Regions from separate parts of the Homo sapiens genome. Here region 2 is linked to region 1. A link is an interaction called in ENCODE POLR2A ChIA-PET data of the cell type or tissue named here. Cell type or tissue: PC-9. All regions are shown on one strand. Each heading gives the region's core, and the rest is flanking DNA. Links, peaks and the distances in the headings are about the cores only.

Region 1 (10,144 bases), core at 1,156-9,155:
TTCACCATGTTGGCCAGGCTGGTCTTAAACTCCTGACCTCAGGTGATCTTCCCGCCTCAGCCTCCCAAAGTGCTGGGATTATAGATAACAGGTAACGCGCCCAGCCATATTTGCCTTTAAATTACAATTAATCTGAAATTTCAGAGTTACAAATTACCAGAAAACAAGGATTTTCACTCTTGTCCAATGCTACAGGTATATAAGTCTCCCTTCCTGGTTCTGTAAGTTCAGGGAGGCTAGAATCTGTTAGAGAACTTTTCCATTAAGTTATAATTTACATACAATGGAATGGATTTATTTTAAGTGTACAATGCTGTCAGTCTTTACAAACGCGTACCATTCCTGTGATCGACACCTCTGTCAATATAGAGAATAGTCCATCACCCCAGAAAGGTCCCTCATGCCCTTTTCCAGCCAACTCCCCCTTCTAAAGCAACTGCTGATCTGACTTCTATCACCACAAATTAATTATGTCTATTCATACTGTGAATTCATTTGTGGCAGGCTTCTTTCAGCATAACATTGTTAAGAGTCATTCATGTTGTTGCATGTATCAGTAATTCCTTTTTATTGCTGGGGGTTATTCATTTTTATGACTGTGCCATAGTTTATCCATTCTCCTGTTGATGGACACTTGGGCTGTTTCCAGGTCTGGGCCAGTCAGAATGAAGCTGCTATAAATATTCTTGTACCAGGCTTTTTGTGGACATGAGTACAATTGCTGGGTCATAGGGTAGAGGTATGAGATGTATATTTAACTTTTTCTAAACTCCCCACCAGTTTTCCAAAGCGGTTACACCATTTTACATTCCCGGAGTTCTGGTTACTTCACATCCCTGTTAACATTTGGTGTTGTCAGTCTTACCATTTTGCCCAATCTAGCAGGTGTGTAGTGATCTCCCGTGATTTTCATTCTTATTACCCTGATCATTATTGCTCTTGAGTGCTCTGTCATATGCTTTGCCTGGTTTTTTAAATTGTGTTTGTCTCTTTTGTCTTTATTTCCATGTGCATAGTCAGTTATACCACCTTGTATTGAAGAGACTTTCCTTTCTCTGTTGGAATTGTTTCAGTACCCTTGTTGAAAATCATCTGACCATATATGTGTGGTTATTTCTGTACTTCCTATTCTCTTCCATTGATCTATTTGTGTATGAGTGATTTTTGTATCCCCAACATCCAATTTAGGGCCTAGTAAATGTATAAATGCTTGATGAATGAAAGAATATAACAGTGGAGGAAGAAAGAAGGTAACAGAGTCTTTGCTGGGCCATTCTTGGGGAATCCTGTTATTACAATAGCCACTAGGTTGGGCATGGTGGCTCACACCTATAATCCCAGCACTTTGGAAGACCACGGTGGGTGGATCACCTGAGCTCAGGAGTTCGAGACCAGCCTGGCCAACATAGTGAAGCCCCATCTCTATGAAAAATACAAAAATTAGCTGGGCATGGTGGCGCACACCTGTAGTCCCAGCTACTCAGAAGGCTGAGGCAGGAGAATGGCTTGAACCCGGGAGGTGGAGGTTGCAGTGAGCCAAGATTGCGCCACTGTGCTCCAGGCTGGGCAACAGAGTGAGACTCTGTCTCAAAAGAAGAAAAAAAAAAAAGCCCTAGAGGTTTACAGCGATTCCATGGTTTTCAGCTAGCACCTAAGGCAGATAAGCTTAGTTGTTGAGTCATTGTTTATGTCAGAAAGGAGCTTCCTGTTAATATGGTTATATGAATAGTTTCAGAAGCATTAATAACTTAAGCTATAATGGCTTAGAATACTTTATGTGTTGTAGAAACTGAATAAATATCAGCTGGTTGATTGTTAGTGTGATTTGGTTTTAGCTATGACCGTTCATGGCGCTTATGGGATTTGGAGGCTCAAGAGGAGATCCTGCATCAGGAAGGCCATAGCATGGGTGTGTATGACATTGCCTTCCATCAAGATGGCTCTTTGGCTGGCACTGGGTAAGGCTTCTCCCATGTAGTCAGGGGCAGTTCAGTACTCTCACCTCTTACCTATACCTGCTTCCACAGAGAACTGGATTCAAAGTGTTCATTTCTAAATTATTTTCTCAGGGGACTGGATGCATTTGGTCGAGTTTGGGACCTACGCACAGGACGTTGTATCATGTTCTTAGAAGGCCACCTGAAAGAAATCTATGGAATAAATTTCTCCCCCAATGGGTAAAATAAACACACTGAATGAGGGGCGAAAAAGGGTTCTGGGTCAGTAAGTACTCTATTTCTAACTTCAATACTGCATCCAATCCACAGCTATCACATTGCAACCGGCAGTGGTGACAACACCTGCAAAGTGTGGGACCTCCGACAGCGGCGTTGCGTCTACACCATCCCTGCTCATCAGAACTTAGTGACTGGTGTCAAGTTTGAGCGTAAGCTTTCCTCCTATTTTACGTCTAAATGACACAGACAAACAGTATTGTGTTCCCGTGGAATGCAGGCCAGGCTTTAGCTTAACTGAGCAGTAAAACAGGAGAGAAATTGACCTACTGGTAAAGGAGCAAATTATAATTTCCTTCCCTCTGCCATACCCTTAGATCTGTGGGAAAGCACGCTTCTCGTTGCAGGAAGTAAAGCAGACTTTCATGAGTGCTTTGCTTCATTCTTTCCTCCATGGATGCTCTGAGCACTGAGTCCTTAATATTATTCTGAATAGATTCTCGGTCAGGGAATGAGCCAAAAGACCTTACTGTTATTTGTTCCCTTAAGTCTGTAGAAACAAGTTTTTTTAAAAATAGTATGTTTTTGCAGACTTTTGTGCTTTTGTCTTCTCTTTTGAATACTTGAATTCCTCAAGCAATTCCCCTTCTCTTCTCCTGTAGCTATCCATGGGAACTTCTTGCTTACTGGTGCCTATGATAACACAGCCAAGATCTGGACGCACCCAGGCTGGTCCCCGCTGAAGACTCTGGCTGGCCACGAAGGCAAAGTGATGGGCCTAGATATTTCTTCCGATGGGCAGCTCATAGCCACTTGCTCATATGACAGGACCTTCAAGCTGTGGATGGCTGAATAGATGACAATGGGAAAAGGACTTGAACCTCAAGCTCTCTCTAAGGAGCTGTTTTCCTCAAACGAGAAGAATTGAAGTGTTTAGTTCTATCATGTTTTCTGCCAATTACCATGCATAGACCCTCAGTAGAATTGGATTTCCATGTCAGCCCCCACTCCAGGAAGGCAGCCCAATCCCTAGGTGATGGGGAACCCCTCTCACGGTTGAAAATTTATTACCTTTTTACGCCCTGCCACGAACTGTGTAGACATTGTTTTTATTAATCTTTTGTTTGGCCGGGCGTGGTGGCTCACGCCTGTAATCCTAGCACTTTGGGAGGCCGAGGTGGGTAGATCGCTTGAGCTCAGGAGTTCAAGACGAGCCTGGGCAACATGGCAAATGCCGTCTCTGCAAAAAAATACTAAAATTAGCTGGTCGCGGTGGCTTCTGCCTGTGATTCCGGCTACTTGGGAGGCTGAGGTGGGAGGGATTGCTTAAGCCTGGGAGGCAGAGGTTGCAGTGAGCCGAGATTGCGCCATTGCACTCTAGCCTGTGTGACAGAGCAAGACCCTGTCTCAAAAAAAAAAAAAATTTGTTCGAATGCCTTATAGCCTTCCTCACAGCACCCAGGATTGTGACTGACTCTGCATTTTTAATTCTTGAAACTTGGCTTTCCATAACATGGTACATGCTTCAGGACTACATATGACCCAGAGAGCAAGGTGGCTGAACTATAGTCTGGAAGCCCTCAGGTAAAGAGGCACATCTCACCACTCATTGGTTAAACAATGCATCATAGCGAGCACTTTTCCTTTCCCTGGAGAATGGGATGTGAAGCAGTAGACCGCAGCCACGCCGATGGTTATACAGTGAAGAAGACTTCACCTCTTCCTATTGAGTTTGCTTGGAATGCTGACAGCATCAGGCAACTCTGAACTGAACATTTGCTTTGTCAGAAAATATCTTTTTTTTTACTTTGAAGTTTGGCAACCTTCATGTTACCCCAAAGCAAAACCATTGTGTCAGGAGTCAAACAAATGTTTAGAAAGCAAACATGACGTCTCTATTGTACAACCTCCTTTCTCTTGGCTGTTTAAAGGATGTACTTCGTGTATTAAAGGGTACTTTATGTTGAAGTAACGAAAAAACCCTAATGGGTGTTCCTAAACCTAAACCTTTTCTTTATTCCACATTTGCTACGGTAAAATCCTGTTACAAAACTACCCTATAAAGAATTATTTTCTATAGTTAAGCATTTTCTGAATCCTAGCCATTGGTCCATAGAGGTCTCTTTTTTTTGGTTTGGGATATAATGGATGATCTCAAATATGGATTACTCTGATTTATGTCTCCTTAGCACCTTGTTAACAATTTTTTTTAAAATAGAAGGCTGTTTGCATTTTGGGCCAGACTGCCAGTAAGCCAGGCCTGGACTCAATTACAATTCTTAACTTGTCTGTCATGCACCTCTTTTCACCTCAACTATACAGCCTCTGAACTCTCAAATTACACAGTAAATTCAAAAAAATATATAGGAATTTGGAAGAAGAAAAGGTTGTCTACAGAGGAGAGTTATTAAAGAAAGGCTTCTTGGCCGGGCACGGTGGCTCACGTATGTAATCGCTTGAACCTGGGAGGCGGAGGTTGCAGTGAGCCAAGATCACACCGTTGTACTACAGCCTGGGCAACAGAGCAAGACTCCATCTCAAAAAAACTTAATTTGCTGTTGCAGAGAGGTTGACAATGGCTTTGGTCAGCTCTATTCTGTGGACCCTGAATGTGTGATATATAGCCAAACAACTGGTTTGTTTTGTTTCATTTTGAGACAGGGTCTCGCTTTGTCGCCGAGATTGGAGTGCAGTAGTGCGAACACAGCTCACCACAGCCTTGACTTCCTGTGCTCAAATGATTCTCCTGCCTCATCCCCTCATCCTGTGTAACTGGGATCACAGGAGGATGCCACCATGCCTAGCTAATTTTTTTGATTTTTTGGTAGAGACACGATTTCACTTTGTTGCCCAGGCCGGTCTCAAATTTCTGGGCTCATGCAATCCTGCCTTGGCCTCCCAAAATGCTGGGATTACAGGCATGAGTCACTGTGCCTGACCTAAACATACTGTTTTTAATCTGATTTCAATTATAACCAAATAGTTGCATTTCCTATGTAGTTGTTCAGCTTCTGAATTCTCAGGACTACCCTCTGTTGCTCACTTCACTATTGTTCAGGTATTAATGAATTCTATTTCATAGATTATGATGAAAAGAACTTTTTTTCTTCTTTGTAGTATGTGTAAAATAATGAAGAACACTGGTGAATTAGCATGCAATTGGATATAATGTGCTAACAAAGATTTTTAGTTTCTCAGGTTTAAATTTTGCTATTAGTTCCCTTCGACTTGTTTTTCTTTGTTTTTTGGTTGGTCCAAGAGGTAGCAGTTGGGTGAAAACATTTCATCCAAGCCTTTGACAGAACAAATACCTTGTGGGCTATTTCTTCACAGGAATTAAAACATCATTGTAAGAAAGTGGTTAAGAAGCACAAAGCCAGGTGTGGCATTTGTGAAAATGGCAAGATAAACAGCCACCGTTTCACAGAACACTTAGTCCCTACCTAGATGGTATACCAGGCACATTCAGATACCTTGTTTAATCCCCACAATCTTTTGAGTTTATTATTCCCTTTTTATGGACAAAACAGGCTCCAAAAACACTTGCTCAAGTTTAGCCAGCTAGCAAGTGATGGAGCTTGAATTTGAACTGTCATCTGACCATTGATGACCTTATGAAGGTTTCACAGGTTCCCCACACTGGCCAGACAAAAGGACCGGTACAGCCAGCATGGCCTGTTTCCTGTACGAAGTCTGAGCTTTTTAAGGACTCTCCACTTTGTATAATGCCCCCCACCCTTTTTTTTTTTTTTTTTTTTAAGAGATGGGATCTCAGCCGGGCGCAGTGGCTCACGCCTGTAATCCCAACACTTTGGTCAGGAGTTTGAGACCAGCCTGGCCAACATGGTGAAACCCCATCTCTACTAAATATACCAGAAATTAGTTGGGCGTAGTGGCAGGCACCTGTAATCCTAGCTACTCGGGAGGCTGAGACAGGAGAATCGCTTGAACCCGGGAGGGGGAGGTTGCACTTAGCCGGGATCGTGCCGTTGCACTCCAGCCTGGGTGACAAGAGTGAAACTCCATCTCAAAAAAAGATGAGATGAACTCCTAGGTTCAAATGATCATCCTGCTTCAGCCTCCTGAGTAACTGAGATACAGGCACGGGCCACCGTGCCCAGCTTGTATACTGCACTTTTGACAAGTCACTTCCATCTCTGAGCTCATGCCCATGTTAAAGTAACTCTCGCACATCCTGAACGGATGAGGAGCCTATTGTCAACAAGATAGCTATTTGCATTTTTGGTTAGATGATCTTTCATCCTGTGGAACTGGCAACATAAGCATTGCAGCAGGTGTTAGTATCCCAGACCTCTGAGCCCTAAATGTCAGCAGTGCAATTCACCCCCTCCACTGACTACAAAAGATGCTCCCATGCATTTCCAGATACATTCGAAGAGGATGGGACTGCCCCAAGCTAGAGCTACCGAATATGAAAACAGGAGACACCATGATGTTCAGGCAGCCCTCCCTCTCCATCAGCGGGTTCTAGGATTCAACCAACCATAGGTCGAAAATACACTACTGACCATATACAGACTTTTTTTCTTGTTATTATCCCCTACACAATACAGTATAGCAACTTCACATCGCATTTATATTGTATTAGGTATTGTAAGTAATCAACAGATGAATTAAAGTATAGAGGAGGATGTGTGTAGGTTATATGCAAACACTACATCATTTTATATCAGGGGCTTGAGCATCCTCGGATTCAGGTATCTTCAGGAGGTCCTGGGACCATTTCCCCCTGAATATCAAGGGATGACTGTATATCCTCACCTATCGGAAAAACCCTCAAACTTACATCTTGTCTTATTTGGGTGGTGTATCAACCACTCCAAGGATCTAAGTTCTTTTTTGACTGAAAAGACTCTACCACCTACTAGCTGGGTGGCCTTGAACAAGGTGGAGCCTCAGTTCCATCTGTAAACTGGGGATTAAGCTTGCTGAGGTTAGTAGGCCTAGTGCAGAGGCCAGTGTTCCTTCCTGGGCTTTTCTCAGTTTCTCCTGTCCTGAGCTGCCCTCGCCTGTCCGCTTAGCTCAGAGGACATGGTGAGATTATTGCCTAACTTATCTGCCACAAGTTTAAGGAGCAACACTGTGTAAAGAAATGAAGTCAATGGGGAAAGGTGGAGTCCCAGCTTTAGTGTAATTATCTTTGATGGCACAAATGGAGAGATAGTTGCTAGTCCCCTAAAGGAATATGTAGGCAGTTTTGCAACTTTGTAATGGAGACTTTTTCTTCATATTGGAGCTTAAACCGTTTGGTTTTTCTAAATGTGAAATATACGTATTGGATATTTTGGAGTATTTTGTACATTAAAACACCTGGGGGGAATCTAACATTATTTGGAGCAAATCAACCAACTCAAATTCTGGCCTCTGAACGCTTTTTCTGCTTATCAAAAAACCCCCAAAACCTCAAAATGTTATCCTTACATATTTGTGATGGTATCTTTTGTGTGTGATGGTATCGTTTTTTTTTTTTTCCTGAGACAGAGTTTCACTCTGCTGCCCAGGCTGGAGTGCAGTGGCGCAGTCTTGGCTCACTGCAACCTCTGTCTCCTGGGTTCAAGCAATTCTTCTGCCTCAGCCTCCTCAGTAGCTGGGATTACAGGCACGCGTCACCACGCCCAGCTAATCTTTGCTGGGGATTACAGGCGTGAGCCACCGCGCCCAGGCTGTGATGGTATCTTAACCACTTTAAAATTGTTTCAGAGCCTTGAGCCACCAGGCAAGGTTAAAACTGGGGAAACAGAAATCAGAGTTTTAGACACTGCAAGGTTGCAACTTACCAAGCAACAGCCTGAGCCCCCAAATTCTGTCTGATTGGTTCCTGGATTCTATCATGTAAAGTGAAAGCTAGGGTTCCCCCGCTGCCTCCCATGGCCTGGGATGGGAGTTAAACTTTTGCCTGTGTCCAGCGTTTCCATCTTCTTGAAGCTGGAATTATGGAGCTTGGGGGAAGGGAATCAGAACTCTACCCCATGTCCATTCTAATCAGGGCCTCTGTATCTGCCGGGAGGAAGAAAGACCTATTCCTCCAAATCCCAGACTTCCCCTAGTCCACTGATCTAACATCGTTCACCTTTAGATTTCACCTAACACTCCATGAACTACATGCTGGCAAGAGGTGGTCTCATAAAAGCAGCAGCTGAATGAGCACACCCCTTCCTGCTAGTGAGGGCCATCTGCCACCCCTGGATAATCCTACTCTTCTCTTCCCTCAGTTCTGGCACTCAGCACCAGCCCAGTAAATGGTCGTGGAATGAATAAGTGAATGAATTAATGAATACAGAACACTTTTACTGCAACCAGTGGCAAGACATTCAAAGAGAAACAAACACACATTTACCCACAGAATTGAAGCTCACTTCCCAATTTTTTTTTTTTTTTTAGCAACCCATAGTAAAAGAGCAACTCAAAAAAATATGCACTGATTTTGAAGCAGCTCCAGTGAGAAATGCAACTTGCTATTTGGGCTAGTCAGGTTCCTGGATACCACTGTGCAGCCCTTTGGCACAACTTGCTGTGGAGCTCTGTGGTCAGAACCGCTTCTCTGCCCTTCCATGACGCCACACTCACACCCGGAGGTCGCTCCACATCTCCCAGTCCTTCAAGCTTTTCGTTTTTTTGTTTTTTTTTAAAATTGTTCCCAGAAGCAAACACATGGCCTGAACAATCCCTGGATTGTAAAATAAACAACACTACAAAGGAAGACAATACCAAATGAGGCTCCGTAGTCACCATACCCAGCAGCAACCGAAAAAGGTTTGGTTTCTTGTCTGGGAACAGCACTCACCCCACACCCCAAAGGAACTGCTTGGTCCAAAAGATGGAGAATATGAGCAACAGAGTGACACTGAGGATGACGGCCATCAGGTAGGCAAAGATGCGGAACTGAGGGTTGCGGAAACACTCCCTCAAAGAGTGGTGGCTGGGGATGAGGATGGGCGTAGACACGGTGGCAGAGGCCGTGTCTGGGGGCGGCCCAGTCTGGCCCCCAGGCTGGGGGCCAAGGTCCAGCGTGTAGACTTGAGGCTGGCGCAGGAAGTAGCGGCTCTTGGGCTGGTCCTTGAGGCACAGCTGATGGCCTTCCAGGATGACATGGTGGGGCTCCAGGCGGAGCAGGGCGAGCATGGCAGTGTCCGTGGGCAAGTCAGTGACAGGCTGCCCTGAGGCCAGCACTGTGGGCTGGCGACAGAGTGGGCACAGCAGGCGGCGCCGGGCTGGAGTCACAAGGCTGAGGTGGGCCAGACATTCCACGCAGAAGGAGTGGCAGCAATCCAGCATTTTGGGGGTATGGAACGTGTTGTTGAAGGGGTTCCAGCAGACGGGGCACTCAGCCTCAAGCTCCCGGCCCTGCTGCTCAGCCATCCTCAGCCACACACGGGGAGGCTTCGCGGGAGACGTCCTGGCAGAAGGGGGAAAGGAGCAAAGGAACAGCCATGAAGTCCCATCCTTGTGCTTGGCCTGGGGCAAAGTGTTCTGTGGGTGTTGAAAGGTGTAATCACCACGTTTTACTTAGGTTCAAAAGCGTTTTGTTCTTGATCACCAGTTCCTAACCCATCGAGTTGAGTCAAATGCTCCTACAGCCTCCCCTCTGTCAAGGTGAAGGCCTGGGCCACCCCTACCAAGAGCCCCCAAGAGAGCCGGCATTGGAGCAGATGTCGCCCTGGGCTTTGGAGCTGGACGCAAATGCTCCTTATGGTCATTGTCTGTGCCCTTGGCTGCCCTGAATCCAGGGAGCTGGGGGTAAGCTGCAGTCTGCGGGTTTTGCTACAGGACAAATGTTTCCTTCCCTGCTACCTCAAATCCCTGACTAGCGCAGAGATGGGTTTTGTGAATTCCCTGGTCTGTCCCTCCTATGGGGACAAATGCCAGCCCTCTTTCCCTCCTCCCCTTGAGCTAGAGGGCCAACCCTCCACATCCTACTCACCCAGTCCTTGGCCTGGCAAGGAAGCCCC
Region 2 (16,807 bases), core at 3,690-11,689, 68 kb after region 1:
GTGTGAGAGGCTGCAGTTACAGAGTGCTGCCATCACCAAGTATGTGGCGGACGTCCTGCCGGGGAAGAATCAAAGAGCAGTGGTAATTCCTCTTCTTTCCTCTCTACTCAGCCCCCTCCCAGGATAAGGCCTTAGACTTAGGGACTTGGGCAAGTCTAGGGTCCCTTACCAACCTCACAGACTCATTGTGCTACTAGCAAAGCTTCTCATCCCTCAGAGACTCAATTTTACCATCTGGGCAGGGTGGGCTTGTTCCTGTACCATACTTGGTGCAAAGACTCTGCTAGCAAATGACTTTCTTGGGTATCTTGGCATAGGGGATCAAGAAGGGTCGTATTCTTCTACCATCTGGTCATTTTCTGCCCAGCTGCAGAATTATAAAATAACCTAGGACTTTTACATTGAATATTCTCTGTGACAATCTTATGAAGTAGATAGCAGTAACATCCCCATTTACAAATAGGAAAATGGGTCCTTATAGAGGTTAAAGAGGTTAACTGACCTGTCCAAGGACCCCATAGCCTCCTGGCAGTCGGTTCTGTGACCTGGATCTTCTGTCTCCTAGGCTAGTGCTCCTTCTGCTGCATCCCACTGCTGATTCTTTTTTTTAATTTTTTTTCTTTTTGAGATGGGGCCTCACTCTGTTGCCCAGGCTGGAGTGCAGTGGTGTGATCTTGGCCCACAGTAACCCCTGGTTCAAGCAATTCTCCTGCCTCAGCCTCCCAAAGTGCTGGGATTACAGATGCCTGCCACCATGAGTGGCTAACTTTGTAAATTTTTAGTAGAGACGGGGTTTTACCATATTGACCAGGCTGGTCTCGAACTCCTGGGCTTAAGCCAACCTCCCTCCTTGGCCTTCCAAAGTACTAGGATTACAGGTGTGAGCCGCCATGCCTGGCCTCCACTGCAGATTTTTTTATTCAGTGGACTCATTACCACTGCTGTGTCATCACTTTCAAGTATGCCTATCAGGGGCAGAGCCTATGAATTTCTTTCTGCATATCCCCTCCCTCCTTTCCCTATAGTACACGGAACAGACTTGGTACCACATTAGTCAGAGTTCTTTTAATTGCATGGAACAGAACCCAGTTGAACAAGTATAAGCAAAATGGGGCATTTCCTGACAGGACACTAGGGGTCCTCTTAGGACCTAAAAGGGGCTAGACCAGGAACCAGAAAGCTGCTAGGAGTCCAGGCAGCTACTTGGTGCCCATCTATGCTTTGCTTTTGCATGATGGTCTCCATCTCCCTCCCCTGCCCTCTTCCCCTCTTCTTCTTTATCCTTTTTATTTTCTTGTCTTACTGCACTGGTTATGACCTTAGTACTGTGTTAAATAGAAGCTAGTGTGGCAAATCCTGGCTTTTTTTTTTTTTTGAGACAGAGTTTCACTCTTGTTGCTCAGACTGGAGTGCAATGGCGCGATCTCGGCTCACTGAAACCTCCGTCTCCTGGGTTCGAGCGATTCTCCTGCTTCAGCCTCCCGTGTAGCTGGGATTACAAGCGCCCACCACGACACCCAGCTAATTTTTTGTATTTTTAGTAGAGATGGAGTTTCACCATGTTGGCCAGGCTGTTCTTGAACTCCTGACCTTAGGTGATCTGCCCACCTCGGCCTCCCAAAGTGCTGGGATTACAGGCGTGAGCCACTGTGCCTGGCCCGACAAATCCTGACTTTAAGAGGAAAGCTACCAATATTTCACCAGTTATTTATTTAACAAATCTTTATTGAGCACCTACCATGTGCCAGATACTGTTGTTCAATGGGTTAGGCATTCTCCAGTGAACAAAACAGAAATTCCTATTTTCATGAAGCCTACATTCTTGTCACAGAAGAGGGACAGTAACAAAATCTATGTTATGTCCGAAGGTGATATGTGCTATGGGGAAATATAAAACAGAAAGGGGAATAGGACGGGTTGCAATTACATGTGCTGTGACCAGGAATGACTTCATTAAGAAGGTTGAGGCTGGGCGCAGTGGCTCATGCCTGTAATCCCAGCACTTTAGGAGGCTGAGGCGGGTGGATCACGAGGTCAGGAGTTCCAGACCATCCTGGCTAACGCGGTGAAACCCCGTCTCTACTAAAAATACAAAAAAATTAGCAGGGCATGGTGGCGGGCGCCTGTATTCTCAGCTACTTGGGAGGCTGAGGCAGGAGAATCACTTGAACCCGGGAGGCGGAGGTTGCAGTGAGCTGAGACTGCGCACTGCACTGCAGCCTGGGCAACAGTGCGAGACTCTGTCTCAAAAAAAAAAGAAAGAAACACTTTGGCTGCTATGTTTAGAAGTGATTATAGGCGGCAAAGGTTAAAGCAGGGAGACCAGTTAGGAAGCCATTGTAATAATCCAGGTGGGAAACAAGTGTGGTCTGGACCCAAGCAATGGTGGCAAAGCTAGTGAGAAGTGGCTAGATTCTGCATATATTTTGAAGAGGCAACAGGATTTGCTGATGGACTAGATGTAGGCTATGAAAGAAAGAGGGGAGGTGTCAGGATAATGCTGAAGTTTTTTTATTTGAGCAACTGGCAGGATGGAGCAGCCATGAACTGGGTGGGGGAAGGACTGCATGTGGAGTGATGGTTGGCGGAGGCAGGGAGGGGAGTGGGGGAGAGCAGGCATGCTAAGTTGTTGTGGGCATGTTATGTTTGAGATACCTATTTGACATCCAAGTGAAGGTGCTGAGTAGGTAGCTGCATATATGAGTTGGGAGAGGGCTGGGTTGGAGATATAAATTTGGGATTTATCAGTGTATAAATAGTATTGAAAGCCGTGGGAGAGGATGACATCACTAAGTGAATGAGTGTAGACACGAAAGAGCAGCGGTCCAAAGACTGAGCCCTAGGGCACTTCACCTCCTATTGAGAAGACAGAAGGAACCAGCGAACGGGGACCAAGAAATCAGCTAATGAAACGGAAGTAAACTAAGAGAGCAGAGTGTCCCAGCATGGGTTCCAAGGAGGTGGGAGAGATCACTGCTCTCAAATGGTGTATATTTATTTAACTATCTTATCACAGGCATAGATTCATGTGATTACTACCACAATTAAAATACAGAACAGTTCCATCACTAGGACTCCTTGTGCTACCCTTTTATAGCCACATGTACCCTTTCCTATCCCCTTGTATTATTAATACAAAATTTCTGAATTTGGATTGCTAATCTCAGTAAAGCATTTTTTATTTTTGTTTTAGGATTTTTGCTTGTATGCTCAGGAGTGAGATTAGTCTATGAATTTCATTTCTTGTACAGTCCTCATCAGATTTGGTATCAAGGTTATGTGAGCCTTATTCAATGGATTGGAAAACAGAACTCTTTTTTCTTAAGGGTTTACTTAAGATAAAGTTGTTCTTAGTTTTGATCAAAGTTGCCACAGGTTTGACTGTTAGTCTTTAGAACCAGCTTCTAGTATTTTTGGTCTACTCTTTTGTATCTTTGTCTTAATTTCATTATTATTTCTTTCTCTTTTTTTAGACAAAGTCTCACTCCATTGCCCAGGCTGAAATGCAGTGGCGCAATCATAGCTCACTGCAGCCTTGAACTCCTGGGCTCAAGTGATCCTGCTGCCTTGGCCTCCCAAACTGCTTGGATTACCAGCATGACCCGGTACTGTGCCTGGCCTGTAGAGTTCTATATATATATATATATATATATATATATATATATATATATATATATATATATATATCTCTATTAAGCTTATTCATTGGGCTGAGCATGGTAGCTCATGCCTATAATCCCAGCACTTTGGGAGGCCAAGGCCAGGAGGATCACTTGAACCCAGGAGTTCGAGACTGTTTTGGGCAATATAGCAAGACCCTATCTCTACAAAAAATTAAAAAATTATCCAGACATGATGGCATGGGCCTATAGTCCCAACTATTTGGGAGGGTGAGGTGAGAGGATCACTTGAGCCTAGGAGTTTGAGGCTGCAGTGAGCTATGATTGCATCACTGCATTCTAGCCTGGGTGACAGAGCGAGACCCTGTCTCAAAAAACAAAAAATAAAAACCTCTTTTTTTTTCTTTTTTGAGACAGAGTCTTGCCCTGTCACCCAGGCTGGAGTGCAGTGGTGCGATCTCAGCTCACTGCAGCCTCCACCTCCCAGCTTCAAGCAATTCTCCTGCCTCAGCCTCCTGAGTAACTGGGATTACAGGCTCCCACCACCAGGCCCAGCTAATTTTTGTATTTTAGTAGAGGCGGGGTTTCACCTTATTGGCCAGGTTGGTCTTAAACTCCTGACCTTGGGTGATCCACCTGCCTCAGCCTCCCAAAGTGCTGGGATTACAGGTATGAGCCACCGTGTCCAGCCACAACCACACTTTTAAAAGGATGCTTGGGCTATTTTTCCAGCATTTCTCTACTTTATTCTGAGAGGGTTTTTGGTTTGTCTACTCTCTGTCATGTGTTTGGAAAGGGAAGTTTTTCTTTTCTTTGCTCTCCTTTTCTGGGAATGGCTCAACAAACTTGTTGAGAATGACTAGAGTCTTTTAGGCAGGAATCAGAATCTGATTCATCTTGGGTGAGGATCTGTTTTGATCCAGGATCACACAGTACAACCATGGTTTCAGGGGCTCACCCTGTGGGTAAGGCATTAAAGTGGGATAAACAGGAGAATAATCGTGGGCTGGATGCAGTTGCTCATGACTGTAATCCCAGCACTTTGGAAGACTGAGGCAGGAGGATCGCTTGAGCCCAGGAGTTCAAAGCTGCAGTGAGCTATGATTGTGCCACTGCATTTCAGCCTGGGCATCAGAGCAAGACTGTGTCTCTTAAAGAAAAGAAAAGAAAAGAAAAAAAAAAGATAAAGAAGAGCAATAGTGAATGAATGTTATTGAACACATAATGTAGCAGGCTTTGTTCTACTTACTTTATATATATTAACACATTTAACCCTCACTATAGCCTTATGAGGTAGGTACTATTATTATCCTCATTTTACAGATTAGAAAATAGAGGCATAGGGAAGATAAGGAATATGTTCTAAGTTCCACAGCTAATGAGCGGAGCAGTTAAGATTTAAATCTACACACTACCTCTAAAGCTTAATTTCCTGACCACTATGTTATGTTGCCTCAAGAGCACACTATAAACTTGGAGTCTTACCTTCTGGGTTCACTTGCCATTCACTTAGCTAGTCTCTCCTCCCTGTAAGGCAAACTGTGGGTCTCAGTGTTTTCTGTAAAATAGGAATGATTGCCCTGTGCACTGTACAAAGCAGGTCTTAAGGGACAGGGCATAGGGAAAGCTGCTGGCTGTCCCTGACTTTCTGACATGAAGGAGGCAGTTCTATTCCCACTTGTCTGGCAAGAGTACAAGTGCAGCTGCCTTATGCAACAGGTGCCTTTGGGAAGGATTGGTTGCCAGGTGGCATCTGGTGTAGGGGAATGGGACTGGACTGAGAGTCAAGAGAATTGGGTTCGAGTCTCAGCTTTGCTACTGAATTGCCATGTGAGCACTATGAAGAGATCTTTTACTAAGTCAGAAAAAATTTCCTGGGTGGGCACAGTGGCTCATGCCTATAATCCCAGCGCTTTGTGGGGCTGAGTTGGGCTTATTTATTGAGCCTAGGAGTTTGAGACCAGCTTGGGCAACATGGTGAAACTCCATCTCTATTAAAAAAAATTTAAAAAAAAAAATTTCCCATTCAGTCAATATTTGAGTACCTACTGCATGCCAGGCACTGTGCTAAGAATTACAAGAAGACACCTGTTAATTGTCTGAGAATTGATTTCAGGCCTCTTCTGTGGCAGATAAAAATTCTACCACATAACCAGTTGAAATGGACAGTTTTAGGAAGTCATCAGTTTTTTCCCTCAAACATGGTGAAATATCAACTGTACCACTGCTGGTATGGATCCTGCTGATGGGGATGACTTTTTAGGCCCTCTGCTCTGCAATTCTGTGATTCTCTGACCTTGATCCTTTGACCTTGTATTCCCAACTGTGATTAAGCAGAGTATTCTAGTTGGGCTCTAAGTCCTGCCCAGGTCTTCCATTATGTGATCATGGCTCCCTGAGATATGGCCTATGTGTCTGCATCTCAAATTTCTTTACCCTAAACCATATTTGGGAAGTCTTGGGGCAGAGATGTCAAAGTAAAAGGCTTACATGCTATTATTTCCATTACTAAGCCCGTGGCAGACATTGCTAATCAATCTCAACACTCCTTTCCACTGAGCCTAAACCCTCTTAAATCCTGACCGGGGCTTTGCACAGACCACCCAACTCCTCATTTTATCCCTCATTAGAGCATGGCCAGTGCAGCGAGGGAACTGGTTATCCAGCGGTTGAGTCTGGTGAGGAGTCTTTGCGAGAGCGAGGAGCAGCGGTTACTGGAACAGGTGCATGGCGAAGAGGAGCGGGCCCACCAGAGCATCCTGACACAGCGGGTGCACTGGGCCGAGGCGCTGCAGAAACTTGACACCATCCGCACTGGCCTGGTGGGCATGCTTACTCACCTGGATGACCTCCAGCTGATTGTAAGTCAGGCAAGGGTGAGGGCATGACCAGTTGGCCAGGCTCCCCAAAAGCCTGAAAATATCGAGAATGTTTGTCGGTATGAGGAGGGTGGAAATGAGAATTTGGAGCAGGGATGAGTGACAAAGATTCTTTGCTTGGCCAAACTTTAGTCAGGCTTCTGAGCCTTCTCCCAGGCCCATCTGTGCACTTCATTATAAAATCCAGTTTTTGCAAAATAACCCTGCTAAGTCAGTGTAGCCAGAAACCCCCATCCTTGATATCTGATCATCCTTGATATCTGATCAGGTTCCTCATCCACCACCATCCCCTAGGTGATGTCTGATCACTGTGTTCTGTCTGCAGCAAGAATCCTGTTAGGTAGGTTTAGCCATAATCCCCCTTACCCCCAATGTTTCCTCTTAGTAATTTTCCATCCACTAACCCCCAACCCTGCTCCTTAGCTATAAATTCCTACCTGCCCACGCTGTATTCAGAGTTGAACCCAGTCTCTCTCCCATTGCAAGACCCCATTGCAATGAGGTCTTGAATAAAGTCTGCCTTACTGTGCTCTAACAGGTATCATTGAATAATTTCTTCTCTGACATGAGGCAAGGGAATAAAACTATGTTTCTTTGGCACTGATAATAGTTTTCTTTTGATAGTGAGTCATTGTATACTGAGTGCCTATTATATGTGAAGCACTGTGCTATGGGGCAGAGTAACGAGATGCAGCTGTCAGCTGCTCCCAGCCTTACAAAGGAGACAAATACACTGGCTGACAATTAGGATATGGAAGGATATGTGCTATGGTAGAGGAACTCACCCATGCTAGGGACGGACAATCCAGGCTAGGGGAAAGAGGGGTCAGGGAAGGTTCCCGGATGAAGCGACTTAGAAGCTGATGCCTGAAAGATAAGAAAACTAGCTGTGTCAAAGGAAGTGAGGAGGTGGAAAGAGTTCAGGAGCATGTAGAGAGAACACTGTGCTCCGGGGAGCTGACAAGGTCTTCGATATGAAAACACAGAGCTCATCCTTAATCCTACCACCCAGAAATCACCATGATTCATATTTGGTACATAGCCTTTCAAAGTATTTTATATAGATAGGCAGCTGCCTGCAGTTTTGAGGGGAGAAGGTGGCATCTGAGTCACAAGCAGAGGAAAGAGAATGTGGAACACCTGAGCTGTCCCACTGCCTCTGCAAGTAGGGCAGTTTCTATGACTGCTCGAAACTGTGCATTCATTTAGTCACAGCATCCATGGACAGAGCATGCTCTTTCACAGACACTGGGACAGTCACAATAGAAGACTCAGAAAGAGTCGCAGCCGTCCAGGAGCTAACAGTCTTCATGGGAGATGCTGTTGGGTGAACAGGCGATGGTCCTGAGTGGAGTTGAGGGGAATCCAGGATGCCCTGGGACATGGGGTAGAGTGATTCATTCTGAGCATGTGTTATGGGTGTGTGTGTGTGTGTGTGTGTGTGTGTGTGTGTGTGTGTAGAATAGCCTAGAAAGCTTTATGCTGGTCTTAAAGACTAGAAGTTTTTATTCTAGAGTCCACATGGAGCCCTTTCTGGTAGTTAAATCTGTCTTAGCATTGACTCCCTGCTGGGTATCTGGTGCCAAGCTTGACTTTGTTTTCTTTTCTCACAGCAGAAGGAGCAAGAGATTTTCGAGAGGTGAGTATAGACCCCGTGATTTGACTGGGTAGTCTTGGAGACCCTTAGACCTCTTCACACTCCACTGCCTTCAGCCCTGCTGCTCTTGGGAGAATGCACAGGGTGTGCAGCTGAGTGGCTTTTCTGGAGCCTGGCTCTGTGGACAGGGAATGTCTCTGCCCTTGGCTTAGAGAACTGCTTTAAAACACATGGAAAGGCAGTGGAATACTTAGTAATCCAAGGCTTGCCACTGCTTTCTTAAACTTCCTCTGTAAAAAGGTAGTCACCCTGTTGGAGGGTTTTACCACCTCCATGTGCAGATGAAAATGTTGAGATTCTAAAAGGGGAAGGGATCTCCCTAAGCCTGGAACCAGGGGTTGGACCCATCTAACACCTGCCCCGGTACTGTTGCCTCTGCCTCACTTCTCCTTTCCCTGATGGAGGAATCTTTGAAACTTAAGTCTGCATTACCATTCAGATTTTGCATTTTAGCTCTTCAGTAATAAAAGAATTTCACCAGGTCCTGCCTGAGTTCTAAAAGAGCTGAGGGCCTGAGGAAGTGGCCAAGAGGACATAATTTGCCAGGCAGAGTAATTCACAAACCTTCTGTGTGAAATTTCAGAGTTATACTTAGGGAACACAGTCCATTCTTCTTATTTATTTACTTATTTTTCTGTATTTCAATGGGTATAAATTATTTATTTTTATATTGAAGTTTCAATAGTAATACATGTGCATGAGAGAAAAAAAATCCACCAATATAAAGCCATTTAAAATGAAAAATGAATCTTGCTGGGCATGGTGTCTTACACCTGTAATTCCAGCACTTTGGGAGGCCAAGGCAGGATGGTAGCTTGAAGCTAGGAGTTTGAGACCAGCCTGGGCAATACAATAAGACCTGATATCTACAAAAAAAAAATTAGCCATGCTTCGTGCTGAGAGCCTATAGTCCCAGCTTCTCAGAAGGCTGAGACAGGAGCATCACTTGAACCTGGGTGGTTGAGGCTACAGTGAGCTGTGCTCACACCACTGCACTCAGCCTGGGCAACAGAGTAAGACCCTGTCTCAAAGAAAAAGAAAAAAGAAAAAGAAAAATGAGTCTGCATTACCCTTTCCCAATCCTATTCCCTGACAGTGATGGGTTTGAACAGATGTGCATTTGTGGACTTATATATAGTCATAGGAGGGTATGTGGCGGTTTTTTGGTTGTTGTCTTAAAAATGTTTTTTAGGCCCGGTGGCTCATGCCTATAATCCCAGCACTTTGGGAGGCCGAGGAAGGTGGATCACTTGAGGTCAGGAGTTCAAAACCAGCCTGGGCCAAGATAGTGAAATCCTGTCTCTACTAAAAATACAAAAATTAGGTGTGGTGGTGTGTGCCTGTAGTCCCAGCTACTCAGGAGGCTGAGGCAGGAGAATCTCTTGAACCCAGGAGGCGGAGGTTGCAGTGAGCTGAGATGCGCCACTGCACTCCAGCCTGGGTGACAGAGTGAGACTCCACCTCAAAAAAAAAAAAAAAAAAAAAAAAAAAAAAAGCTGGGCGTGATGACTCACGCCTGTAATCCCATCACTTAGGGAGGCCTAGGCAGGCAGATCGCTTGAGGTCAGGAGTTCACAACCAGCCTGGCCAATATGGCGAAAGAAACCTATTAAAAATACAAAAATTAGCTAGGTGCGGTAGCGTACCCCTGTAATCTCAGTTACTGGGGAAGCTGAGGCAAGAGGATCACTTGAGCCCAGGAGGCGGAGGTTATAGTGAGCTGAGAGCCTGCCACTGCACTCCAGACTGGGTGATGGGAGTGAAACCCTGTCTCAAAAAAAACAAAAAAATCAAAACACAGATAGGATCATTTTATACCTGTTGTTGTGAAACTTGTTAGGCTATCTGGGACATCTTTCCACATCAGTACATTTACATTCACGTCACTTTTTTGAAAGTTTGTGAAATATTGCAGTGTAGACGGATCATATTTATTTTACTGTCTCCTAACGCATGCTTGGCTTGTTCCCACTTCTCCCCTTGTACAATCTTTTCACACTTCTGCCCATCTTCTCTATCTCCTTTATCTTTGTCATCTTCCTTTAATACAGTGTGTCCTTAATATCAAGCTGATCTGATTTTTTAATTGATCTTTAATTTTTTATTCAAATGATTCATTTATTCAAATGATTTCAAACTTAGAAAAAAGTTGCAAAGGTAGTATAACGAGCTTCACGTAGAAAATATCAATTGTTGACATTTTGCCACATTCATTGTCGCTCGTTCTCTCTGTCTTCCTATTTATCTATCTAGTATATATGTTAGAAACTTATTTTTTTATGGTATATTTGAGGGTAAATTCCAGAAAACATGAATTTTTCTTTCAAGATACTTCAGCATGTTTCTCCTAGAAACAAAGACATTCCCTTACATCACCCCAGTGTAAATTAAGGAAATTTAACATTGATATAATACTATAATCTAATACACAGTCCATATCCAACTGTTGCCAATTGTGCAAAAGTTCTTAATAGTGTTTTATTTTGTTTTCCTAATTCAGCTGTCTTTTTAAGTCTAGAATTATTCCTTAGCTTGTTTTTTTTTTTTTTTTTAACATTTTTAAAGAGTCAAGGCCAGTTTTATAGGATCTCCTTCAGTTGGGTTTATCTGATGTTATCTTATGATTAGATTCAAGTTATACATTTTTAGCAGGAATACTTCATAAGTGATCTGTCTTCAGTTCATCATATCTGGGGGCACATGATGTCCCTTTGTCCGTTATCAAGGATGTCAATTTTGAGCACTTGGATGTCTGCCAGGTTTCCTCATTATAAAGTTATGCTTTTCCTTTTATAATTAATAAGCAGTCTGTGAGGAGACACTTTCTGCATATATATCCTGTGTCCCTTCAGACTTTCTCCCAATAGTTTTAGCATCCATTGGTCACTCCTGCCTGAATTATTCCTTTTATTTGCTTGTTTGTTCCCTTATTCAATATTAATACAGACTGATGGATTCTTATTTTATTCAGTGCATTATAATCTGTCACTGTTATTACTAATTTTGACATTCAGACTGTCCCAGATTTGGCCTGTAGAAGCCCTTTCAAGCTGGACCCTGTGTCCTTTTGAAAAGTTCCCATCATTCTTTGAGCACTTTCTTGCTCTCTTTCACAAGAAGCACAAGAAGAAAACCCCAGCTCAACTTGTGCTTTTCCTGCCCCTGAATCAGCTGCTTCTCCAGGGCACCTGGTTGTTTTTAGTGGAGAATGATATTTAGAAACCAAGATCTGAGCATTAAGGGTACTCAGTGACCTTGCTTCTAGGCCTCACTCAGCTCACTCAGCATATAGCAGATGGAACTAGGAAGGGAGAAAGAGAAAGAGAGAGAGAGAGAGAGTGTGTGTGTGTGTGTGTAGCTGTTTGATGCATGAGTTTGTGTCACAGCTTCTTTTTTTTTTTTTTTTTTTTGAGATGGAGTCTTACTCTGTCACTTAGGCTGGAGTGCAGTGGCGCAATCTTGCCTCACTGCAACTTCCACCTCCTGGGTCCAAGCGATTCTCCTGCCTCAGCCTGCCAAGTAGCTGGGATTACAGGCATGTGTCACCACACCCAGCTAATTTTTGTAATTTTAGTGGAGACAAGGTTTCACCATATTAGCCAGGCTGGTCTCGAACTCTTGACCTCAAGTGATCCTTCCACCTCAGTCTCCCAAAGTGCTGGGATTACAGGCATAAGCCACCATGCCCAGCCTGTATCACAGATTCTAATTCCAATGTAACACCTCAAGGTTTTTCCTTTGCCCTCTCCCTTTCTACATTTGTACCTTTTGTTATTTTACAGTGAGGACTCCAGCCCCCAACAACATCAGTATTTGCTCAGTCCTACAATACATACAAAGTTGTCCGAGCATTGCTAAGCCCATACTACTATTGAAAGGCCTATCCATAGAGTTCCAGATTTGTCTGTAGTTCTTTATGCCCCCAGGCTGAGCGAATATACTCTCAAAGTAGTGTTCAAAAGTTGTGAAGCCCCATCTAGCCGGAAACTCACTTATCTGAGAAGTGCCTTGTTGGCTCTGGTGTTTCCACGCTTGTAGCTGGGCTCAACTCTGACTGGACACTGCAGCAGATCCTGCCGCACCATCTGGGCATTCTGATCCTGGCCAGGGCCTGCTGTGTTCAGGCCCTTTTTCATTTCCACCCCTTTGGGGCCATGAGTTTTGTCTTCGGTACCATAGGGCAGCTAGCCCGGGTGGTTCGCTGTAGACTTCACTATGTTCAGCCTCACATTTGCCCTGGGATGACAGCTTAGCACCGCTGACATCAGCTCCTCTTTCTTCCCCACCTGTTGGCGGGAGCTCCTGCGTTCTGAGAAGATGGCAATAGACCCTCTGTTGTCCTGACCACAAAGAGCCTTTGTTACTAGAGCTTGCTCCCAGCATTTCTAAGGTTCTGTTCACCTTATACCTCCCAAGACAGAACAGTGACAGTCTTGCAAAGAGCCATCAGGGCACATGCCCCACCCCTGTGCCCACTCCATTTATGCACAGAGCCATGAGATATGGGGAGAGAGTGTGTGTACTCGGAACCACTGCCTGATCTCAACGCCATCTTCAGGATTGGAGGCAGTAGGAAAGGTCTTTCTCAGCACCTAGGTCAAAAGGCTGCAAAGCTCCATGGTAAACCCCTACTTTGCCCTATATTCCTTTGAGATTTCACTTCAGGTCAAGGAAAAAATTATGTTGAATGCTGCCTGGGCTTCATCCCAGTTTTGTTCTATTTTTGCATGGAGGCATGACTTGAATCTAGCTCCCCTTTTTAGCTCTGAATCTGTTCTGTCCTGTTAAATCAGATAACCACTACCTCCCAGGTTATAGCAAAGTTGAGGTATGATTCTGTAGAGAAAACAGCAAACCCAGGCCCTCACTGCTGATACATGGCAGTTTTCAACTCCTAGGCATCATATTGTCCCAAAATACCTCTCCAGCAAAACCCAGCCCCCATTGTGAGCTGAGGGGAGAGTTATTGAGAGCACACAGTGCCATGATTCATTTGTGGCTGGGGTGATAACTGATGGCCCTTTCCTCTGTGGACCCCTCAGGTGTTTGCATTTTTAAAGTAGAGGAGTGGCTGTACCTTCTGACAAAACCCAGGGAAACATGACTGCCCCAACAGGTCTGAGAGGGAGGTGAGATATTTTCCAGGCAAGGGCAAGATGTTGGAGTAGAAAGACTATCGTGCAGGGGTTCCAGAGGCCCAGGAGGTCTTAGCCCCAGCTCTGCCATTAACTTACTGAGGGACTCTGGCAAGTTGCTTCCTCTGCAGAGCACACCACCTTCAATTTCTAATACTGGCACCAAGAACACATCTTCCTATAAACTGTCCACCAGCTTTGCTAAAATTAAGGCTTCTGGGGGGCACAGGGGAAATGGCCACCTTCCCTTTTGGCCCAAGCACCTGTGTGGGGCCTGGATGCCACTCTTTTTTTTTTTTTTGAGACAGGGTCTCACTCTGTCACCCAGGCTGGAGTGCAGTGGCATGATCTTGGCTCACTGCAGCCTCGAACTCCTGGGCTTAAGCAATCTTCCCACCTCAGCCTCCCAGGTAGCTGGGACTACAGGTGCATGCCACCACACCCAGCTAATTTTTAAATTTTTTGTAGAGATGGAGTCTTATTATGTTGCCCATGCTGGTCTCAAACTCCTGGGCTCAAGTGATCCTCTCCCACATCAGGCCTTCCAAAGTGCTAGGGTCACAGGGGTGAGCCACTGCACCTGGCCCTAGCTGCCAATCTTGGTATCGCCTGATAGGAGATTTTACTTCTGTTCTTCTCTTCACCCCATATTGATCCAGATATATTTCCAGAACCATCCTGAATCTCTGTCTCTGTTTTTCCCCATATAAGGACCGAAGAAGCAGAGGGCATTTTGGATCCCCAGGAGTCGGAAATGTTAAACTTTAATGAGAAGTGCACTCGGAGCCCACTACTGACCCAACTCTGGGCAACGGCGGTTCTTGGGTCTCTCTCAGGTTAGGAGCAGTAGAGCCCAGGACCATTAGGACAACTGGGCTTCTGTCTGTCTGTCTGGGGTTCACTCCTGGTTCACAATGGGGACCCGTGCTTCTGAGATGATAGCTTAAACAAGTCATGCTGGATGCAGGCTGGTCAGTAGGGTCAAGGTTCCAGACAGGCCTGGGGCAGCTGGGCCAAGTCCTTCCCATTTCCGGACTAACATGTTCTGTGGTTGGGTCAAAGATAAATCTCATTCCTATAAGTCATGTCTTCCTTATATCCTGACCTACTAGGGCAGCCCAGTATTATTTATTGGAAACCTGGGGTTTCTCTTTAAGAAGATAAAATTGATGGCCAACTGAAGAACATCTGGACCAAGAATCAAACTGCCTGATTTGCCTCACTTATTCACTTTACACACACTGACTCAGGCCAACTGTGGGCCCCACCCTGTGCCACATGCTGGGGCCACAGAGGTAAACTGACATGGTCTTCTGCCTCCAGGAATTCCCATTTAGCACAGAGGTTCTCCAGAGCAGGCCTCCTCCAAGTTAGATGGAAGCTTCCATTCTCCCAATGGTAGTCTTTCACAATTCGTGGAACAGTTAGGTTAATAGACTGATTTTTTTTTTTTTTCAGTTTTAATCCTCCCTCCTCGTATTATCCTTACAATTTTGGTAGAAGCTGTAGCTTCTCTACTCTAGATTCTGGTATCAAATGATGCCTGATTTACCAGCAGTTTAGATATTTGCTAGAAATTGCTTATCTCATGCTTCCTAGCTCCCAGAGGCTGTGTTTCTAGGACACGTCCAATCTGGAGGCCACAGATATGACCAAGTAGAAAGAGTATAATCAGTGCTACGTATAGGAACAAAATGTTTTGTCTTCATTTTGCCCCTCCCACCAAGTCAGTGTGTAAACTTGGGCAACTCCCTTTTTCTCTCTGGGCCTTATTTCTATCAGAGTTTACAGTTGAGGGTCTTGACTGATAGTAACTATTGTTATGAAGGCTACAGTTTATAGAGCACTTACATGCTGGGCACTTTACATGTATGATTCTGTTTAATTCTCGTGATCACCCAGTGAGAAGTCCTATTTTGACCCCCGTTTTGCAGACAAGGCTCAGAGAGAGTAAATGGCTTATATGAGGTCACCATGCTAGTGAGTGGTGAGGAACCTTTTGCTACCTGGCAGGACCAGGTTAGGGCAGGGGTGGGCCCTCGGCAACTCTGAGAATTCTTTCTGGCAGGCACAGAGGACATACGGATCGATGAGAGGACAGTCAGCCCCTTCCTGCAATTGTCAGATGATCGAAAGACCCTGACCTTCAGCACCAAGAAGTCAAAGGCCTGTGCAGATGGCCCGGAGCGCTTCGACCACTGGCCCAATGCCCTGGCTGCCACCTCCTTCCAGAATGGGCTCCATGCCTGGATGGTGAATGTCCAGAACAGTTGTGCCTATAAGGTGGGCGTGGCTTCAGGCCACCTGCCCCGCAAGGGTTCTGGCAGTGACTGCCGTCTGGGCCACAATGCCTTCTCCTGGGTCTTCTCTCGCTATGATCAGGAGTTTCGTTTCTCACACAATGGGCAGCACGAGCCCCTGGGGCTGCTGCGGGGCCCAGCCCAGCTGGGTGTAGTGCTGGACTTGCAGGTTCAGGAGCTGCTCTTCTATGAGCCAGCCTCCGGCACAGTGCTCTGTGCCCATCATGTGTCCTTCCCGGGGCCCCTCTTCCCAGTCTTTGCTGTGGCCGATCAGACCATTTCTATCGTCCGCTGACCTCTGGCCACAGGAAGCCAGGTCCACCGCCCACCACCCTTTCAGGCCATGTTTCTACTCAGTGTGCTTTTCCCAAATGATGTGTGTGGTGTTTCTAAGAGAAACAGGGCCCATAACCAGTGGGCAGCTTTAGGAGGGATGGGGATCTGTTTCAGATCTAGGCATAACCTGTAAATCACAGGTGTCCAAACTTTTGGCTTCCCTGGGCCACATTTGAAGAAGAATTTTCTTGGGCCACATAAAATACACTAACGATAGCTGATGAGCTAAAAAAAAAAAAAAAGTCTGTGTATAATTTTTGTGATATCTGCCACCACAGATAAGCAAAAAAGTCCTTGCATTCAAAGGGTTGGAGATTGCTGCTTTGAGTGCTGGGTACCTGTGGGGAACCTACTACTCCCTGGGCCTTAGTCTCCCAAATCCACCATGCATCTGCCCCTCTGAGGGTGTCTTCACTTTGTCTCTGGCATCTAGCATGGTGCCTGGTGCATAGTGAGCATGCAATAAATATTTGGCAGGTGAGTGGATGGATAGATGGATAGGTGAATGTAGGTGGACAGGTGACTGGGTGGATGTTGTGGTCTCTGGAGAAGCACTGCCATTCAGCCTCCTGCTCCAGCTGTTCACATGCAGAAATGCTCTCTTCACAGGCAGAGAAGCCTGTGGCTAAAGTTTCCACATCCCATTAACTCAGTGCTTTTGTCTTTTTCATGACATGGCACATAGAGAAAATATTTTTTTCTAGCACACAAGAGCAACCTGAAAGGCTGCTCCTGGCCAGAGGACTCTGTCCCGGGGGACCGTGTCCTCCCCCATGTCCTGCCTAGGCCCTCAGAGGACCAGGGGATCATGTCTCCAGGTAACCCGACTGTAGCCCCTGCTGGCTGAGCTCCAGCCTGTGCCCACTGATAATAGCAGGGA

What was found. Peaks named below come from ENCODE experiments on the same cell type or tissue, not always from the same donor. Only the 100,000 strongest peaks of a DNase experiment are listed, where the experiment ranks them.
Region 2: POLR2A ChIA-PET joins it to region 1 with 11 read pairs; 4 of 35 experiments call an interaction of 5 or more read pairs at or near these places.

What each region holds. Positions count from the first base shown.
Region 1 is chr9:113,288,631-113,298,774 of GRCh38, forward strand. PRPF4 (pre-mRNA splicing tri-snRNP complex factor PRPF4) reads left to right here. Exons shown (of 14, transcript NM_001244926.2): 11 at 1,836-1,958; 12 at 2,070-2,177; 13 at 2,268-2,386; 14 at 2,837-4,275. The coding sequence ends at 3,030. It overlaps RNF183 (ring finger protein 183), which reads right to left. Exons shown (of 5, transcript NM_001371237.1): 5 at 8,463-9,591. The coding sequence starts at 9,554. The coding sequence ends at 8,976. Among named protein-coding and RNA genes, the nearest start is that of RNF183, 9.7 kb to the right of the region's middle. In PC-9, for the core only: no CTCF peak of the experiment used is centred there; no DNase peak of the experiment used is centred there.
Region 2 is chr9:113,354,257-113,371,063 of GRCh38, forward strand. BSPRY (B-box and SPRY domain containing) reads left to right here. Exons shown (of 6, transcript NM_017688.3): 2 at 1-82; 3 at 6,251-6,481; 4 at 8,113-8,138; 5 at 14,003-14,127; 6 at 15,360-16,807. The coding sequence ends at 15,886. Among named protein-coding and RNA genes, the nearest start is that of BSPRY, 13 kb to the left of the region's middle. RefSeq lists enhancers at 15,162-15,662, 15,663-16,163. In PC-9, for the core only: no CTCF peak of the experiment used is centred there; a DNase peak (open chromatin) is centred at 7,105; H3K27ac peaks cover 707 bases.